Regions from separate parts of the Mus musculus genome. Here region 1 is linked to region 2. The links are chromatin contacts, found by Hi-C or POLR2A ChIA-PET in ENCODE. All regions are on one chromosome and are shown on one strand. The core of a region is the stretch at or near the end of the contact, and the rest is flanking DNA. Distances in the headings are between cores, read along the strand shown.

What was found. Hi-C counts contacts between places; a loop is a spot of excess contacts on that map. ChIA-PET counts read pairs that join two places held with the same protein, here RNA polymerase II (POLR2A).
Region 1: a map of left cerebral cortex shows a loop between it and region 2 (2.6-fold over the local background). The contact joins the promoter of Atg10 here to the enhancer-like site in region 2. A Hi-C loop is called at or near these places in 1 of 37 maps with a recorded cell type or tissue (left cerebral cortex). POLR2A ChIA-PET finds 5 or more read pairs at or near these places in 1 of 5 experiments (Patski).

The regions. Positions count from the first base shown.
Region 1 is chr13:91,222,289-91,225,552 of GRCm38, forward strand. Atg10 (autophagy related 10) reads right to left here and starts at 1,699. Exons shown (of 8, transcript NM_025770.3): 1 at 1,651-1,699.
Region 2 is chr13:91,126,755-91,130,100 of GRCm38, forward strand. The region is part of intron 3 of Atg10 (autophagy related 10); the gene reads right to left. Among named protein-coding and RNA genes, the nearest start is that of Atg10, 96 kb to the right of the region's middle. Within about 2 kb of position 2,005, at least 1 of the 3 ENCODE cell types and tissues checked has a DNase peak (open chromatin) inside an H3K27ac peak, as active enhancers do; it is left cerebral cortex, where a contact is called at or near this core.

The DNA.
Region 1 (3,264 bases), core at 449-2,948, 95 kb after region 2:
TGGTAGTAGATGTTTATGCTCTAGAGGCAACATGATGGTGAGTTCTAGACTAGACTGGACTCAGTAAGACCCTGTCTAAAATATAAAACTGTGGGGGTAGTGTGGTACAGTTGGCAGCATGGTTGCCTAGCCTGCACAAAGGCCTGAGTTCAATTCCCAGCATCACATAAACTGGGCATTGTGTTTAATACACACAGAACTTGGGAAGTGGAGACAGGATCAGCTTAAGGTCAGCCCTAGCTGTCCAGGAAGCTCAAGGCTAGCCTAATCTAGAAAATCTAGACAGGGAAAGATATAATTTTTAAAGCACTGTCTTAGATATCCCCACTTTGTATAGTAAGATCTACACCCTAATCTTGAAATATTCCATATTCAAATGAATCCAGCTTAGAACTATTTACTCTAGTTTCTTCCATTAAAATATAAATAACAACTTTCTGGGTTTTTTTTTTTTTTTTTTTTGCTCATTGAGACAGGATCTAGCCATGCATAGTGCAGGCTAGCCTCAAAATGGAGGTAGCTCTGCCTCTAGCTATGCCAGGCTGGGGTGTGTATAGCCCATTGCCCCACACTTGGGTGAGAGGGATAGGCCATCAAGCTCAGGCATGACGTCTTTAAAACTGCTCTGTGAGACTTTTAACTCCCTTGTTGCTCTGAATTTTTTTTTTTCTGCTAAGTTTTTCATTCTGTGTCATTTTTTCCTGTCAATATCGGACACTTTGGAAGCAATGAGGAGCAATGGTACCTGGAATCCTAAAATAGACTTGAGTCCTGCACAGGGTCTGTGTTCTCCAACCCTAACCATCATAAATGTTCACTTTCATCACCACAGTGGGGGCCACTGTCACATTATAATGACCCAAAGTAAGCCTTTGGAAAAGAACTATTGCACTTAGAAAGAGGAAGCCAATTGTCAAAGAGAACTTAAAACATGAACACAAGCACTGGAGGGAAGCTGATGGCCCCTGTAACCTGAGATGGGGGTCTATAAACTCAGCTTCTCTGAGGAGAGGCTGAGGCAAGAGGCTCAAGATAGGTAAAACAGGCATGAGAGTGCCCACTAGGAATCCCAACACTTGTGTGACAGAGGCAGGGTTGTTTAGAGTTCCAGGCCAGCGTGGGCTACATAGTACAAATCTCTCTCAAAAACAAACCCAAGACTGTTCTGGTTGGTTTGTTTTGTTTTGTTTTGTTTTTTCCTTACAGTTGGAAACAATTTACATCTTGCCGAAAACATGTAACTGCAGAAAATGGGGCTCCATTTTGATTCTGAAACCCTGGGCTTTACTACCAAGATTTTCATAATTATCACTATAGATGCAAGTATGGCTTCTATAAATCAGTTAACTAGTCCTTTATCTCCGCCCCCCTCCCCCACCTTCCCGGTTTTATAGATTATGGGGGGAGGAGGTTGTGTTGGCTGCAAATCTGAAAAGCCTGCCAGTCACTTAACTTCCTTTGTTTCAAGGTCACGTGAGCACATTCCTAGCACAAGGTGGAAAGGTCGCCTGGGCGGCCCGCGCCCACCTCCCAGGCCTGTTACTGGCTGGCCGATCCTCCACCCTTCTCAGGTCCCAGGAGGCGGGCGAGGGCTGCAGGCAGCGGCGGAGGTACCGCCGTGGTTAGGTCGCCGAGGTTAGGTGTACTCACCCCGCTCGCTCGCCCTGACCTGGAGCCGGCGGCGCGCACGGGGCGGAGCGGGGAGGGACGGGGCGGGGCCGGGACCGCAGGAGCGACACGGCAGCGGAGGAGCTCTGCCCGCGCTGCGGTGAGCATGCGCAGTGGGGCTGCACGGTGACGTCCGGGCGAGACCTTCCTGCAACCCGGGCGCCAGCAGCCTTCACTTTCCCGGAGCCTAACCCGCTTGGTGCTCTCGGCCAGGCAGGGGCAACCCCGAGCCAGGGTATCTGCACTCCCTTCCCCACACGCAGTCATTCTAGACGCCTGGCTATAAACAGGGGACTCGTGACAAGTAGAGTGCGAGCCAGGATGAGGGCCGCGAGCATCCCCAAGAGCCTAGAGAGCAGTACCAGCTAAATGAGGTGGTCACTGCCACCCATTTAAGGCTGGGGCGAGAAGTTAGGAATTCGAATGCTAGTAACTGTATCATTTGCAGCACAAAAATCAGAAAATACCAATCAGTAAAATGAAACCAAGAGGCAATGGTAGGGCCAAGGAAAATACCAGAAGATGTAGGAGTCTTAGGGGTTATGGGGACCGATAGAATATCTCAGGAAAAGCATGTCTGGTCCTTTAAACAGTACAGTATTTCTTAGAAAAGAAACAGGCAAAATGAAACTGCTGTCTTCAAATGTGAAAAGGGAAATTTTGGTCTTGAGCAAGTAGTGTAAGATTACCATGTTAAGTAGCTAATAAATTCCTGGGACTCTAGGTAATGGTTTTGCAATTTCCTGTAAGTCCATATTGTTTCGAAATAAAAGGTTAACAGTGTGTGTGTGTATGTGTTCTGAGTTTGTTTTATAATTGGACAGAACATAGATCTGTAGTGACCACTGGCAAAAGATGGGGAAGGGGCTAACTTTAAAAGGGGCTTAGAAGTTAGAAGGATGGTAGAAGGATGGTAGTTTCTGATTGTTGGTTTTATTGATGATTAAACCACTATTTTGTTTGTCAAAACAAAAACCAAAAAAAGTGACATTTTGCCACACACAAAATAGTTTTAAAACAGTTTTGTAAAAATGAACTTTAACTTTTTTGAGCAACTATTAATTAATTGGTAGCACCTAATTTAATTTATTTTTTAATTAGAAGGAATCTGTAGCCTAGGCTAGCCTGGAACTGTAAATACTTCTACATCTAAGTGTTAGGATTAAAGCTTGGAACATCTTAACCTGCTTCTATTTGACGTGTTAGTTTGTTTTGAAGGATAAGAAGTTATTTGTAGGGTATGGCAGCTCATGCTTATAACCCCAGCACTCAGTGAAGTAATAGGGGGTGGTGGCAAGAGGAATTCAAGGCCAATCTGGGCTATAGAGGAAATTCTAGAGCAGCCAAGTCTGCTTTATTATTTTCTAAAAATAAAGTAAAAATTACCAAAAAAAAAAAAAACCTGCCCATGTAAAAATAAGAATCATTAATTTACCATACTATTGTACTCAAAATTTTAGAATACGTACCACAAATTATACCACATTAGCTTAAGCCCGGCATTCTATACCAGAGCCAGTTTCAAATGACATGATTCACCTATGGTAGACAAAAAAATAGGATGTAAGTCACGTCACCTCAGTGCATTTCCCTGTA
Region 2 (3,346 bases), core at 755-3,254:
GGCCTAGCCAGAGCAGGGCTGGAAAGCTCACCCTGGTGGTATAGATGAGGGAGAGCCAACACGTTGACCAGCTACTACCCAGGTCCCAATCCAGGGCTCTGTGAATGGTTGAGCTGAATAAAAAGGCAAGTCCTGCTGATCCAAAGTTGCAAGATCTCCATGACACAGGGCAACAACAGGATAACTGAGAGGAGTCCCGGTGAGGATCCAATATTGACAATGTCACAGAAGCCAGAGATCTCAAACCAGATCAATGACTCATTGCAATGAATATTTACAATGAATATTGCAATGAATATGTGTGGACAGAGAGACACTCTTTGGGACAAACTATGACATAGCACAGCTTCCATATGAGATGTCTTTATGCCTTATTTATGTTGCTGTTCGTTTGTTTGCGTGTGTGTTTTATTTTGGGGGAGGGGTTGCCAGGGTGAAGGGTGGATATGAGGCGATGGGAAGGTGAGCAGGGCTGGGGTACATGATGTGAAACTCAAAAACAACGAATAAAAAGGTTTTAAAAAGAGTGTTACTAAAAGTGTTTCTTCTAAGACTCTCCTCATGACGCTTGTAAGGCAAGAGTTAAGTGGCCATATAACCAGGAATAGGTGCAACACAGGCCACCAGGGCAGATTTGTGACTTCTATGGCACTCCAGGTTTTTAGGATGTGTGAGGAATGCCTGACCCTTTCTTTAAGCATACTCTCTCTCTCTCTCTCTCTCTCTCTCTCTCTCTCTCTCTCTCACACACACACACACACACACACACACACACACACACACAAAATCAAATTAAATTTTAAAATTTAAAGGTGCCATAAAATTCTACATCATATCATTCAATAGAGGTAGAAGATTGCAGTACAGAAAGGAAGAAAGACTAAGACAAGGAAAGGTGGTTTGTGGGTAGCTCTCCTAAAAAGTCACCACTGCCCACAAGTGCTTTCAGGTGTCCTTAGACACAAAAATTCCTGCTCAGTAGGCACTAAAAAGTACCTGTGGAGGGAAAAAAATGAAGTTAAGCAAACTACAGGTATTAACTTCACTAAGTTAATGAAGCATCATTCAGTATGCAGAACTAATAGCTTATAAATTAAAGTATAACCAGAGAGCCTAGTGTATATAGCTAGTACTATACAAAGACATCTAGGACAATTTGCAAATTCATCTGGAATAACAAAAATCCTAGGATAGCAAAAACTATTCTCAACAATAAAAGAACCTCTGGGGGAATCACCATCCCCAACTTCAAGCTGTACTACAGAGCAATTGTGATTAAAAGCTGCATGGTACTGGTACAGTGACAGACAGGTAGAATAATGGAACAGAATTGAAGACCCAGAAATGAACCCACACACCTATGGTCACTTGATCTTTGACAAAGGAGCTAAAACCATCCAGTGGAGAGAATACAGCATTTTCAACAAATCGCGCTGGCTCAATTGGCGGTTAGCATGTAGAAGAACGAGAATTGATCCATTCTTATCTCCTTGTACAAAGCTCAAGTCTAAGTGGTTCAAAGAACTCCACATAAAACCAGAGACACTGAAACTTATAGAGGAATAATATCCCTATTTTTTAATATAAAATGACACTAATAAGTCAGTAGTGTTTATTAAAATAATCACAGATAAAAATTCTAAATTTCCTAAACATAATAAAAAGTATAGTATAAAACAGCCAAAATATAAACAATCTATGCTAAATTATTTTTAATTAGATCAACAAAACTGAATATAGTTAATCGCGTGGTTTTACTTGGATATTGGATACGGATTCAAAACTTCCTTTCATCTCTTTTGCCTCAGTTTATCCAGACACAGAAAAAAGCCTAGCCTAGCCTCTCTCTGTCCTCCCAGCATGCTCATTCCGTCTTGCCCTCATGATATTTTCCAAGCATCTGCCTTAAACAAAGAGTCCTTGCTGGCATGGGCTTGTTGCTAGCCAGTATTTAGTTCTCTTTCTGCAGCTAAGACAGAGCTACCATCTGCTCCACACAGCTTTTCATTCCTATGATAGCTTTCTGCTCTTTCCCTTTCCAACTCAGAAACAGAAAGCAGGAGAGGAAACAAAGCACTGTAGGTCCACAAGAAGCTGCAGAACACCCAGGAGAGTTTCCTCCCAATCAGGAAAATGCTTCCTTAGCAACCCAGTATCTAAGGCCAATTAACCTCCCTTCCCTATCAATATTCAATTTACATGGAAGTCCTTTTTGGTTAAACCCCTCAGTTTTACAATGAGCTTTCTGGCGGAGAAAAGGGTACTTCTGTCTTCAGGGAGCCAGAGCCTTTCTCCTGAATGCCCTCAAATGCAGTATAAACTTTAAACTGTGTTCAGTACTTTCCTAATGTGATATAAGAGCCTGGGACAGAAACAGTTCAGAAAATAAGGGTCACCATCAAGATGCACCAAACATGAGACTACAGGGTCTATTTCAAAGCAGTCAGACTTGGGTGCCAGGGAGAGGACGCCATGCAGAAAGCATGCCCTGTAGCTGTCGCGGGTTGATTCTCTCACAGGCTGATTTATGTCATTTCCACACAGCCAACAAAGCCCAGGTCACCACCGAATAACCGTGACCTTGGCAGAATTCCAGAGAAAAGACAAATGGAAGACGGGAGCCAAGACAGCAATGCAATCAAGGAATTTCTTCCCTCGTGGCAAAAAAAAAAAAAAATTCCAGAAATAATTCTAGCAAGAAACTGGCATTTCAAGGACATAAAAATTTCACCAACTTACAGAAAGATAGTTTCACACAGATGTATAATGAGGAGTCTCTCCTACCCTGTTTTCAACTGAGAAACAGAGGCTGTATTTTCTAATTTCATAATTAAATCATTACACTATATTTCAGTTAAGATAAAGAAAATACACAGAAAAATTATATGAAGGCCACCAGGCAGAATGGTACAAGCCTTTAAAACCTGACAATGAGGAGGCTATGTAATAATTTTAAAGTTTCTTTAAACTCTTACTATAATATAACATGATATGATATGATATTTTGAATTTACATTGAAATGTGTCATAAATATTAAACCTTCCACTTTCATTACAGCATTAACAAGCAAAGGAACTATTATCTTGGGGCAATTCGTGCTACTGTCGTGATGTGCGATTTCAGAACCAGCGTATCCCTGACAGCTGCAGGGCTTGCCAACTTCCAAAGTTCTACAGCAGTAAAGCTGCCCTAAAGTTGTGCTATGAGAACTGAACAAATGTTAGTCCTTGGCTCCCTTAACCCCACCTATAAGGCAGTGTTGGAAAGGCAACAGTTCTCCTCCTGCTGAGTGTCTCAGCATCAGGAGATAGGCAAAGAAACCAAGTGAGATGAATCACTCACAAC